Linked DNA regions of Homo sapiens: region 2 is linked to region 1. The links are chromatin loops, found by intact Hi-C in ENCODE. Cell type or tissue: IMR-90. All regions are shown on one strand. Each heading gives the region's core, and the rest is flanking DNA. Links, peaks and the distances in the headings are about the cores only.

Region 1 (2,931 bases), core at 286-2,785:
ATATAAATTATTTTTTTACTTTAAACAAAAGGGAAACTGTGGCTCATAGGGTTATGGGCTGAGAGAGAGAAATCCCAGATTCAGTCAGAGGATTTGGAAGTGATATACCAAATGTCCTTGCATTTCTGTAAAAGCAATAACAACTGAGGGATTTATTTTTGAGAAACTCTGTTATCACAGAATGTGTTAATGAAGAGATGACAGGACAAGAGGCTCTAGGTTATGACCATGAGGTGTTTGTCTTATCTGCATTGGATTTATTTATTTTGTGCCTTCAACCCATGGTGGCAGGACTAAACTGCGAACAACCCGTGAACAACATAGAGGATGAATTTGTTTTGTCCTCCTCATTCATCACTTTCATTTTTCAATGCTTTCTTCATAAATCCTTCTATACTGTGAGTGTAAAGGAGGCCCTCTTGTTTCTACTGTGCTAAGAGCACACTCTATTCACCTGCCTTGTGATTAAATCTATTTTTCTATCCCAATCCCACTCTACATTCCTTATGTAATAAACTTGCCCATTGTGACAAATGTCATTAGATAGCCAGCTTCATAACAGACTTACACATTTGAAAGTAATTTCCCAAGAAAAAGCCTTATTCAAAATGACAATATGATAGTTATAATCATTATAACTAACATTTCACTTATCACGAGGCACTTGTGATATTAGGCACTATGGTAAACATTGTCTTATTTTATCTTCAAAAAAATCTCCTTGAATTAGGTGTGATTTCCATGTAGCCTTTTTATACATGAATACTCTGATGTTAAAGAAGTTAGGGTTGCCTAAAGCCATTTGGAAAGTGGCGAAGAGAGTGTTAAAAGAGTGATCTATTGAAATACCGTCTTGTCATATAATATCTGCCACAAGAGCATAGAGCAGAAGTTCAAATATAGACTTCTGCTCTATATTCTTGTGGCAGACATTATATGATGAGATAGTACTTCAATCATCTCATGTAAGCCCATTACAGCTTTGTAGGGTCAACTCTAATTCATGTTAATTTCATGGAACTCTAATGTTGGTTTCTACTCCTTTTCTTCAAACTGCAAACATTATTTACATTTGCTACTGAGTACATGTGTGTAAGGTATACAGCCAGCACAGAAACAATTACATCATCAAGTGTCAGCACACACATGGTACAGGGCTAAAGCAATACATGTAACCAGAGGTTGCAACAGTATTCACCAACTGGAGTTGTAAATAACCCTGAATCTCAAAGAGAGAAAATGATTACCCTATAAAGGCAATCTGGCCTGCACCATGCTCTTCAACCAGAATAACTGTATTCTGTGTCTGCAAGTGTTTATCTTTCATTCATAAACATGCTCCAGCTTGCACAATCAACTAACCCATGAAAATTATAGAAATAAGAGTAAGCTAAATTGCCACAAAGAATCAATGCAAGGCTTGAACTTCTGGTTCTGGAGGCATTAATGAATGATTTCTGCCTTGCTAGTCTTCTGCTGGCAGAGTTAAAAAGCAAATGAACAAATCATGCTGCATGTCAGAGAGATTACATAAGCATAGCCATTTGAAAGCTGTATGTCTCTGTACAACATCCCCTAACAAGACATTCAGCATCAACAAACTCTACTGCAAAGCCCGTTGACATCTGTGATCTTTGGAAGCTGGCTGCTCTATGACAACAGATAGAAGCTACTTTTCTCTTAACATTTTTAGGCAGTGTCTTTTTGAGACACTCTCTGCCCCTTCCCTGCCCTAAATTATTCCAGATATCAGCCAAGTGCCAGGAACAGCCGGTTTTGGATTCACTGCCCAGACCCTTGGAAAAACACACTCATTTCAGACTGTCACTGAAACTGCATTATCTGAACTACAGACCAGTAGGTTACTCACTGCTTCATCACACTTTGTTCATTTTTTCCGTGGACCCATCAGCCCATCAAACCTTGTTTTTCTGGTTCTGACAATCAATCTATGGCCAGAAGATAAATATGCACTGGAATGCTGCTTTTTTAGGGGAAAAAATCCCAGCCCTAATAGACTAGCTGTTTCTCACCCTTGAGGTCTAGCTATGCCACATTTAAAATGGTTTCTGTTGATGCCGCCATTCTTCCGATTTAGGCAAGTAGTTTCTGTTGCACCATGGCTTACAAAGGTTTCTGGGTGCAGTGCACTCTTCTAAAATTTATTGATATAGCCTGGTGTCAAATGAAAAGCTAAGCTCAGCCACTGTGACCCTTGGAACAAGCCTGTATTGCAAATAGCCACAAAACTTCAAGCCAGGATTTGGCTTGACAACCTGCTGACACTTCTCAGATGCAGAATATCTGTCAGGCTCGTCTTTGCTGGGTCTGAGTAAATAGTGGAAAATAAAGGAGACTTGTCACTTGATTTTTCAGGCGTTTAACTCTTCAGTATATTTGTAGATTATTACTTTTGTTGTGTTCACTCCTTCCTTGTTCAGTATTTCAGCCTGAAAGCATTCAAAAAATATTTCAAGCTAAAGAATAAAGTAACCAGACATGCTTTACAGTAAAAAAAAAAAAGAAAGAAAAAGTGACTATAAGATTTCTAATTTTGACTATAACACAAAGTAAAAATAATAAATTGTCAAAAGCTTAGAAATAAGAGTGAAAAATCAAATTGCATGTTTTTAGCAGATTTATTTCACATTCCAGAGTTGTGCTTCAAAATGCATTTTGCAATTCAGAAAAAAACTATATTTTGATCCAGTTCACTTGTCTAAATAAGAAGGACATTAGACAGCAATGAACAGCAATTTTGTAAATTCTGGTGTCTTAAGTAGTGCAATATACTCTGGTCTATATAGGATGCTATTTACCCAATACATGACCCCATCTGTGACAGAAGAGTCTCTCCTTAAATTTTTTACATGTGTAAGGCAATCATTTGCCATAACTCTAGTGAGCATTGGAAGAAAAGTTTATTTTAAA
Region 2 (2,931 bases), core at 320-2,819, 150 kb after region 1:
TATAGGGAGCACTTTTTATCATTTATATGATGATACAGTATGTGCTAGCCACCATCATTGGTCCACTTTTGCTTTCTTGAGGCTAACAAAGTAAGAAAGATCTGTGCTATATGCTTCAGTGGAAGAGGCAGGTAATACCCACAAGTAGGGGCAAGTCTTCAAAATGTCACAAAAATTATTAAAATTAAAAGATACTTGAAAAAGTATCACTGCGCCTTATCTGTCTTGCTGAATTAAATTTAAATTAATATACTAAGTACTTTTTAAATATTTAGTATTTAAAGAGAGATTGGGGAGACTACAGGACGTAATTAGAAGAGTCTAATGGTAAAGCTGACAAAGAAGAAAGGGTGCCTAAAAGAGGACTTTTCAACATTTCTGATGAGTTTTATATTTAGTTCCACTTCATAGTTTGAGCACTATCTCGACACTAACGAGGTCACAAGTAGTGAGTATAAGAGCCAGAAGCTTGTGATCATTTGGTACAATGTTTTCTATTCCAATTATACTATAGACAAATGAACTTTCTTATATTTCAACTTGTAACTGCAAAAGTTTGAGAATAAACTTAGTATAAAGAGGGGGATTCAGTTTTTGCTGTTGTTGTTTTTGTTTTTTGTTTTGTCACCTCAGAAGTGTATGCAGGATTTCATAGGTGTGATCTTCTGGAATGGGTAATTAAGAAATATTTAACTCATCTTGAAGGGCCTGAATACAACTAGCATAAAATTACACTGTAAGCTCATGGCAGAACCAAGAGCTGGATTTTAATTTAATTATCTAAGAAATGAGTGGATAATGTCTCAGGAGTCTTTACTTTAGATTACAGATTTAAAAAGAAAAAGGAAAAAGAAGAAAATTTTTAAAGTCTGTTGATTCAGAATAAGGCCAATAAACCTGAAGATCACTGTATTCTCATTAAATATATTTAATTATTCTCAAGATTAAAATCCCACTGCTATTTTTTGCAATTAAATAAAGTGAGAGATCATTGTGTTGCAAGATTTATATTTAACAACTTAAAAGGGAGCATAACTAAATATTTCCAATTATTTATATTCTGATTTATCACAGGGAATATTGAATCACTTGTTTAAATATTAAAAAGAAGATGTAAGATACCATAGCCATAAGATGTTTGAACAAATGGAGCAGTAAGGAAGTTACAGGTGTGTTAATAACACTTAATAACATAACCTGGTTCCATGTATTCCTTCAGCATCTCATCCCCAAACACAAGTAAAATATGTTGTGAAAATTTCCTTTGAATATTTCTAAACACTTTTTCCTCCTACAGTATTTTCATCAGAAGATGGCAGCAAAATATCATAATCCATAATGTTTATAAGTCTTTTCCAACAGTGTAATCAAATAGTTTGGAATATTTATAAAAATCTATTTTATTCTTATTTAAACTGCTAATGTGTTGAAATGCTCTTTGGTTGAATAATGCAACAGCACACTGATTTTTGAAGGCAGTGGGATGAGAGACACTTTATAATTTGAATAACTCCTCTGCAGAAATAACTAATTTATTTGATCCTTTAAATTAGTGGAAATGGCTGCGTAGCATTTTGAAGTTGTTTTTTATTTCCTTAGCGTAGTACTTCAAAAAATTACTACAACATAAATTATTTTAAAGACAAATTTATTTGGAAATATCTAACATATTTGTACATGAAATTAGACTCAAAAGCTATTTGATTTACTTTTACTGAAGAATAGCTAAAACAATTTATATTTTACTTCCTGAATTAAAAAATGAAAAAAATGACATTCTGTGGTGAATTCAAAATTTTATTTTTAAATTATCTAAATGAGTTACTTGTAAATTTATCTATTTTAATGGCTTCTTTTCTAATGATATCTAATATTCTCTCAGCAGGTAAAATTTGTATAAAGAAAATTTGACCTTGATAAGGTTATCGTAAGAGTTGAAGTACCTAATGAAGAAATAGTTAAGAACTATATGATTTAAATTTCTGTACATCAAGCTATGGGATTTGAACTTCTTGCCTCAGTATTTGGAGAGACAGATTGTGTGAAAAATGTGTATGTCAGTTATTTACATATTATAGATAAAAGTATTGATTATATGTTGATTTTTCACATATTGCCTCTCAGCCATTCCCTTACCCTTCTATACTCTGCTATGTGCTACGAGGCCTGGGAGTCTGTGAATAGTATCTCCAGCTTTCTTTTAGCTGACTTCCTCGTAGAATCTGACCATGGAGCCATTGGGAAATAACTGATAGATGAGAGGAGGGAAACAGAGTTGGGTTTACTGTTCCAGGGAACTCCAGCTTCCTTCTGTACCCCTAGTACCATCCCAGTGAGTTATCTTCGTCGTTTGAGAAGCAGCCATGCAGCGTCTACCCCTCCACAGGTCTGAGCACTAGCCTAAGTGTGGCTCCTCCTGAAATCCAAACACCAGCCACATGTGCAGCTACACGAATGTGTGGGAACCTCACTGGAGAATACCATGAGAGACATAAAATGTCTGTAAGATAAAGTGTCTACATGTGTCACTTAGCAGTATGATGCAACCTGGCCAGGGGATTTCCAGGAGACAAGACCACCTCAGCACAGATAGAATTCTCATAAACCTTGAAACAAAGCTTGCCCTTACAAGAATAGCTTAAATTACCTTTCTAAAAGAAATACCTGGTAACTGACCCTGCATTAACACAGATATAAAAAAGGAAGAAGAATCCCGTAATCTCTGAGAATAGTCTTCAGACAGAGATCTACCTGACTGTTTCTGGCCCATACCACTGGCCTCCTCCCACTGTCCCTCTTTTGAGAATGTTGCCATAATAAACCACTTGAATATCACATTATGTCTAAGGCTCATCTTTGACACAAATTGAATCAAAGGGAAAAAGTCACCCATTTGAAAGCTAATTAACAAGGACCACAAGAAATCCCCAA

The links. Peaks named below come from ENCODE experiments on the same cell type or tissue, not always from the same donor. Only the 100,000 strongest peaks of a DNase experiment are listed, where the experiment ranks them.
Region 2: it touches region 1 in a loop (2.2-fold over the local background); 1 of 110 quality-filtered maps calls a loop at or near these places.

The regions. Positions count from the first base shown.
Region 1 is chr3:162,366,346-162,369,276 of GRCh38, forward strand. No RefSeq gene overlaps it. Among named protein-coding and RNA genes, the nearest start is that of OTOL1, 870 kb to the left of the region's middle. In IMR-90, for the core only: no CTCF peak of the experiment used is centred there; a DNase peak (open chromatin) is centred at 1,246.
Region 2 is chr3:162,515,985-162,518,915 of GRCh38, forward strand. No RefSeq gene overlaps it. Among named protein-coding and RNA genes, the nearest start is that of LINC01192, 790 kb to the right of the region's middle. In IMR-90, for the core only: a CTCF peak has its summit at 1,282 (motif pointing right); no DNase peak of the experiment used is centred there.